Linked DNA regions of Homo sapiens: region 1 is linked to region 2. The links are chromatin contacts, found by Hi-C or POLR2A ChIA-PET in ENCODE. All regions are on one chromosome and are shown on one strand. Each heading gives the region's core, a stretch centred on a gene start or an enhancer-like site at or near the end of the contact. The rest is flanking DNA. Distances are from core to core; before and after follow the strand shown.

The links. A loop is a pair of places that touch in the nucleus more often than their neighbours do. ChIA-PET counts read pairs that join two places held with the same protein, here RNA polymerase II (POLR2A). Pooled maps may share reads with other maps.
Region 1: a loop to region 2 is called in a pooled map, with 14 times the contacts of the local background. The contact joins the promoter of TMEM143 here to the promoter of FBXO46 in region 2. A Hi-C loop is called at or near these places in 1 of 37 single-sample maps with no recorded cell type and 5 of 50 pooled maps. POLR2A ChIA-PET finds 5 or more read pairs at or near these places in 1 of 52 experiments (AG04450).

Annotation. Positions count from the first base shown.
Region 1 is chr19:48,362,282-48,365,920 of GRCh38, reverse strand. It overlaps TMEM143 (transmembrane protein 143), which reads left to right and starts at 1,981. Exons shown (of 8, transcript NM_018273.4): 1 at 1,981-2,023; 2 at 2,390-2,630. The coding sequence starts at 2,001. SYNGR4 (synaptogyrin 4) reads right to left here and starts at 1,554. Exons shown (of 5, transcript NM_012451.4): 1 at 1,384-1,554; 2 at 1-185. The coding sequence starts at 78. RefSeq lists enhancers at 1,260-1,409, 1,780-1,899, 2,380-2,429.
Region 2 is chr19:45,729,176-45,732,496 of GRCh38, reverse strand. It overlaps FBXO46 (F-box protein 46), which reads left to right and starts at 1,601. Exons shown (of 2, transcript NM_001080469.2): 1 at 1,601-1,648. RefSeq lists enhancers at 1,274-1,403, 1,494-1,603 and a silencer at 2,452-2,746.

The sequences.
Region 1 (3,639 bases), core at 732-3,231, 2.6 Mb before region 2:
CGTGATGGTCTTGGGCCTTCTCAGAAACTGCACGGCTTCGCTGTTGGCCAGCTCCTGGAGGCTTTTGGGGATGTGCATGGCAGCTGTTTTCCTTTGGGGCCACTGGGAGGTGGGAGCCAGGGTGCTGGGCGCTGCCTGCTGGGCACTGCCGTCCGGGGGCTTCAGGCCAGCCCTGGGCTTGGCTGCTGTGGGATGACACAGATGGGGGATGCCAGTCAGGGGCACGGGGTGGAAGGGCTGTTGGGGGCCCCAGGATTGGGGGACATGGGGTGGGGATGGGGGGGGTCCCCGGAATGGAGTTGTGTGGGGTGAGGGGACTGCTGAGCCTCTTAGGAGTCAGGGTGTGGGGTGAATGGGCTGTCAGGGGCCCCAGAAGTCGGGGACGTAGGATGGGGGTGCAGGTGGGTCCCAGGGAATGAGGTTGTGTGTGCTGAGGGGGCTTCTGTGGGCCCCAGGAGTGGGGGGCATAGGATGGGGGTGCTGGGGGTCCCAGGAATGGGGTTGTGTGGTGAGGGGGCTACTAGGGGTCCCAGAAGTGGGAGGCATAGGATGGGGGTTCTGGGGGGTCCCAGGAAAGGTGTTGTGTGGAGAGGGCTGCTAGGGGTCCCTGAAGTGGGGGACATAGGATGCGGGTGCTGGGGGTTCCCAGGAATGGGGTTGTGTGTGGTGAGGGAGCTTTCTGGGGGTCCCAGGAGAGGGGGGCATAGGATGGGGATACTAGGGGTCCCAGGCAAGGTGTCGTGTGGGGAGGGCTGCCAGGGGTCACAGAGGTGGAGGTGCAGGATGAGAGAGTCGCTAAGGGTCCCCTGGGTTGAGGTGTGGGTTAAGGGGGTCTATGGAGGATTCCAGAGAGGTGAGGGCCTGGGGTGAGGGTGATTCTGGGGGTCCCAGGAGTGGGGGACATAAGTGAAGGGGCTGCTTCAGGTTCCAGAAGTCAGGAATGTGGGCTGAGGGGGTTGTTGGGCGAGAGGGCTGTCAGGGATCCCAGAGGTGGAGTGCAGGGGAGGGCTGGGATATTTGGGGACCACGTCTTGTGACCCAGGAGCTGAAGGGCCTGCAGAGGGACTGGGTCCTTCTGTGAGAGGACACAGGTGGGACTTTCTGGGGACTAGGGGGTGCGGCCATTGAGATCAGAGCCCCTGGGAGGTCTGAAACCGAATAATCCCTTTCAGGTTTGGGGGTGACAGCACCCTTCGTGGAGAACCCAGGTATCTCAGGGCATATTTCAGGCTGTCCTTGTCACTTGGGGCCATTTCCCAGAATAAGGGCCTCCCTTTCGAATTCAGCTCCATTTTCACGGAAGTGCACCTCCTCAAGCTGGGAGTCGGGACCTCGGATTTGTGGGGAACCTCAGAATGAGGCCACGCCCCGGCACTGGGCTACCTTCTTAGAATCGCGGTCTCCCCTTTAAGGACCTGGAATGGCAGTGCTGAGGTTTGGGGGTGACGGCACCTGAGAAGGGGCCGCCCCTTCTCTGGAGGGCCAATCTGCGTCACCTGAGGGCCCGCCCTTCCTTTCGCCACCCCCACCCCTCCTGGTCCCTAGCGCCACCTCAGCCTTCTTTTGGTTCCGCTTTTTCCCGCCTTTTCGCTCCTCCACAGCTGATTGGCTGCGCCCAAGTCCCGCCCCCTCCCTCTTTCCGCCTACTCAGGAGCTGACACGAGCCGGGGCGTGGCCTCGGCGAACGTTGGACTGCGCGCCGTTGGCGGACTGCGCGCGGGAGCCCTACCCCGCCCCATCCCTCTAGGGAGTCTCGCGTCCACACCGCCCCTTCCCTTTGTAGCAAGCTGACAAGGAGACACTCCTGCGGCGCATGCGTCGCGCCCAAACGAGGCCGGCGGTGGAGAAAGGCAGGCAACGCATGCGTAGTTGATGTAGGGAGTCGGCGGTGAGAAATGGACAGCCCGCATTGACCGAAGCTTTGCGCATGCGTTTTACTGCTGGGTGAAGCCGAACCTCGGGAGCCCAGGACGCCCTCCTGCACATGCGCAGGAGGCTCAATGACAGTCGAGCTTTGGCTAAGGTGAGGGAGAAATCGGGGGATTGCATGGCCAGGGAGGGCGGCCCTGCACCCCCTAGGTAACCTTTACGAGCATTTCCTGCTCTCCTAAGATCTACCTCGCTGTCTAGACCCCAAAGAAACGTTGTACCACTACAGGGTCTCTGGGCCTGAAAAACGCCCCAGAACCTAAGACCTCTGACCCCTGTCTGGGACCCAGGCCAACTGAGCAGTGTGGGAAGGGGACAGGCAACAGGGGCTTTGAGGCGAGCGGATGGGCTCTGCGCCCTGCCTGGGGTAGAGACGGCTTCTGGAGGGTGGGACGTGGAGGTGGAGAGGGCGCTTTTCCTCTAGATGGCCTTTGACCCCTGCCCATTTTCCTCTGTTTAGGCTCCGGGGAAAGGGTCTAGCCATGCTGCATGTGACCCGGGGGGTCTGGGGGTCCAGGGTCCGAGTATGGCCACTGTTGCCCGCGCTCCTCGGGCCCCCCCGGGCCCTCTCATCGCTGGCAGCCAAAATGGGGGAGTATCGCAAGATGTGGAACCCCAGGGAGCCCCGCGACTGGGCCCAGCAGTACCGCGAGCGCTTCATTCCCTTCTCCAAGGAGCAGCTGCTCCGCCTCCTAATACAGGTACCGCCTGTCCCAGGCCCAAGAGCCTGGGGACTACGGCTCCCAGCAGGCTTCGCGGCGGCAGGGCCCTAGTTGCTGCAGAGAGCTGCCCTGGCGCCTCCTGGGAGTTGTAGTTCCCGGGTCCCTTCGTGTTTCCCTAGTGGGCGGGAGATGAGCTGGAATGCAGGAGCCAGGTCTCCGAGATGCAGACGCAGCATCCATTCCCAACTCTGGCTTGTTCTGAGGGCTTGAACAGGCACTCTCTGGGGCATGGTTTTTCCCTCTTTAAGATGGGTATAGTAATCATCCTCATCATTACTATTTCTACTACCTGATAATAATTGTACCTATAAAGTCACAACGCTGTAATCATAATTATTATCACACAATTTGAGCTCTGACTCCATGGCACTGTGCCAGACATTTTTCATGTATTGTTGAATCATCAGTAAGAGAGATACCACCATCATCCCCATTTTACAGATGAGATAATGGAAGCATAGGGAAGGAAAGTGACTTACCCAAGGCCACAACATAGTGGCTTAGATTTGAACCAAAGTGGTCTGACTCCAGAGCTGGCCCAGGACTAGGGTTAGGCAAGTAGGGCACTCGCTTGACCCTAAGAGTGAGTGCCCCGTTAAATTTTGCACCCTTGGGTGCCATATTCACCTCATCCTAGTCTTGGTCTCACTCTAGAACCTGAGGTCTTATTGCCACCATCATCATCATTGTCATTATTGAGGATTTTGAGGATTATTATTCATTTATTTTTCTTTATTTATTTTTGTGAGACAGGGTCTCACTCTGTTGCCCAGACTGGAGTGCAGTGGCACAATCTCAGCTCACTGCAACCTCTGCCTCCTAGACTCAAGTGATCCTCCTTCCTCAGCCCCCGAGAGGCTGGGACTCTTGCCTGGCTAATTTTTGTATTTTTAGTAGAGACAGGGTATTGCCATGTTGGCCAGGCTGGTCTCGAACTCCTGGCCTCAAGTGATCTGCCCATCTTGGCTTCCCAAAGTGCTGAGATTAC
Region 2 (3,321 bases), core at 352-2,851:
GTCTTAAACTCCTGGACTAAAGCCAGTCTCCCGGCTGAGATTATAAGCATGAGCCACCGCACCCAGCCTGGAAAATACGTCTTAAGGGGAGATGATCTAACGACCTAGTCAAGAGTAGAAACCCTGAAATCCAATACATTTCAGTTCAAATCGTTTTCTTGGCTGTGTTGCCAGCGACAAGAGGCTTAATCTCTTTCTGCCTTATAAATTTGGGATTGTAATTCCTACCAGGGTTGTCTGTAGGGTGTCTGGCATATAGTTCCGATGCAATAAATATTTACTGAACACATGTTTACGCTGTTCTAGGTGCTTGAACAAGGTACACAAAGATCTCTGCCCTCCTGGAGCTTCTTCTTCTTCTTCTTCTTTTTTTTTTTTTTGAGACGGAATCTCGCTCTGTCCCCCAGGCTGGAGTGCAGTGGCGCGATCTCGGCTCACTGCAAGCTCCGCCTCCTGGGTTCACGCCATTCTCTTGCCTTAGCCTCCCGAGTAGCTGGGACTACAGGCACCCGCCACCCAGCCCGGCTAATTTTTTGTATTTTTAGTAGAGATGGGGTTTCAGTGTGTTAGCCAGGATGGTCTTGATCTCCTGACCTTGTGATCAGCCCGCCTCGGCCTCCCAAAGTGCTGTGACTACAGGCGTGAGCCACCGCGCCCGGCCTTCTTTTATTTTAAGAGGCAGCAGGGTCTCATTCTGTCGCCCAGGCTGAACTGCATGGAGGGCGGTGGTGTAACACTAGCTCACTGCCTCGAACTCCTGGGCTCGAGCGATGTGGAGCTGCTATTCTATGATGTGGACTAACTCCTAATGTATGGGACTTTCCTTCCTCCTAAGGCTTAATTTTCTCATTTGTAAATCAGGAGGTAAGAAAGGAGGGGACGGGCCGGGCGCGGTGGCTCACGCCTGTAATCCCAGCACTTTGGGAGGCCGAGGCGGGTGGATCATGAGGTCAGGAGTTCAAGACCAGCCTGACCAACATGGTGAAACTCCGTTTTTACTAAAAATACAAAAACTAGCCGGGCGTGGTGGCGGGCTCCTGTAATCCCAGCTACTCAGGAGGCTCAGGCAGGAGAATCGCTTGAACCCAGGAGGCGGAGGTTGCAGTGAGCCGAAATTGCGCCACTGCACTCCAGCCTGGGTGACAGAGCAAGACTCCGTCTCAAAAAAAAAAAAAAAAAGAAGGGGATGGATGGGAAGGAGTTTGGAAAAGCACAAGGAGCTGTTAGCTATTGTGTTGATCGGCACAAATGAATCAATAAATTTGCTCTTCCCCAACTCTCCACCCCTCACCAACACCCTATTGCAATATTCTCAATTCCCTTCCCAAGGGCCTCGGGCAAAAATGGAGCCCTCCTGGCTAGACTCCATCTCCCAGCGCGCCCAGCGGGGAAGCACCCTGCGCTTGCGCTGCCAAGTCCTCCCCGGCTTTGTCTCCCGGGAGTTCGAGTCGTTCTTTTCCTCCGCCCGCCTAATTTGCTTCCTACCCCACCTCCAAGCTTGACCGTGCTGCCTTCTGGGGGATGTAGTCCGTGGCTGCCCGGACTTCAATTCCCAGCGGGCTTCGGGACGAGAACCCGGAAGGGGAGGCTGGAGAGGAGCGAGTGGGGGAAACCCGCGTAGCCGAGGGAGATGCAGCGCGCGGCGATGGTGAGAGCCCAGGCGCGGGCCGGGGGCGCTGGAGAGTCGGGACGGGGGTTCGGGACCGGGTGACGAGGGGGAAGAGGCAGGGGCGAAAGAAGGGGCTGGGTGAGGGGAGATTGCCTGGGGGAGAGGACTGGGAGGAATGGGAGCCGGAGGTAGTAGTAGAAGAATGGTGGCTTGGGGAGGGGTCTTGGAGGTGGGGTGGGAGTGGAGCTTTGGAATTGATTGTAAAGGGGCTCAGAGCTGGGGAAGTGGGCCCCGAGTTGGAGACTGGGCTGGACATCCAGGTAGAGGCCCTGAAGGGGTCGATTTCGATGGGGGCTTAACCTGCGGCGAGGGTATGAGGATCAGGGTTAGGATGAGTGAGGGGGTCTGGAAGCTCCAAGGGACAGGCGAACGGTGGACGCAATGGGTTGGGGCCTCTGGATCGGATTGGGGGCAGGAAGGCAAGTTGAGGAGGTAGGAGGGAGAAATCAGTGGTAGGATAGAGTGTGGGTTTAGGCTCCAGGACTGAGGGTGGGGTAAGGAGCGTGAAATTAGGGGCCTGGATGTAGTGATAATTTCCCTAGTCCCGCCAGAGACTCCCGGTAAGCTGGACAGGCACAGAACTGTAGGATAATACGGCCAGAAAGGGCCATCGAGACAGGCTTTCGCACCCTCACTTCCCCGGTGGAATTTAGAAGAGTGTAATGGTTTATCCCTATGAGAAGTACAGCATTCATATCCCCTATTCTTCCACCCCTTTGTGCCATGGACAAATCTGTGAGCCTCAGTGCCCTTATCTGTAGTATGGGAACAGCAAGCATGCCTCTGAGAACAGGGTTAAAGGGAGTCATTAAAATCGTTACTATTAGTGGGAGAGCTGGGCTGTGAAGTTTCAGTCTCAGAGCTGTTGGTGGGAAGTTCTCCGCCCCCGGAATGTGACTGGGTTACAGGTGCTAATGGATTTCCTCCTTTCCAGTCCAGTCCCAGAGGCGTTTTCTCAAAAGCTGGCACTGATCTGGGCACACACCCCAGCTCAGAAGCATGTAGGGGCTCCCCACTGTGGATTACAGCTAACGCTTATTGTTTTACAAAATGCCTGGCCCTGTCCTTAGCTGTTTGTACACATTAACTCATTTAATTCTGATAACACCCCTGAGGGGTAGGTGCTGTTATTTTCTCCATTTTACAGAAAGGAAGCAGAAGTACAGAGAAATTAAGCAACTTTCCCAAGGCTATCCAGCATTAATTGCTAGACTCAGGATTCCGATCTTGGCAGCCTGGCTCAGAATCTGTGCTTTCAGCACTATAATTTAGTCCTCTCTCCATACTGAAATATACAATGTGATGAGTAGAGACAGCGAACAAAGCAGTCTAGAATATTAGTTCTGCCATTTACTTGCTATATGACCTTAGGCAAGTCTTTTATTTATTTTTATTTATTTATTTAGAGACAGTCTCCCTCTGTCACCCAGGCTGGAGTGCAGTGGTATGGCTAACTGTAGCCTCTGCCTCCCGGGTTCAAGCGATTCTCCTGCCTCAGCCTCCTGAGTAGTTGGGATTACAAGCATGTGCCACCACGCCCTGGCTAATTTTTGTAGTTTTAGTAGAGACAGGGTTTCTGCATGTTGGTCAGGCTGGTCTTGAACTCCTGGCCTCAGGTGATCCACCCGCCTCGGCCTCCCAAAGTGCTGGGA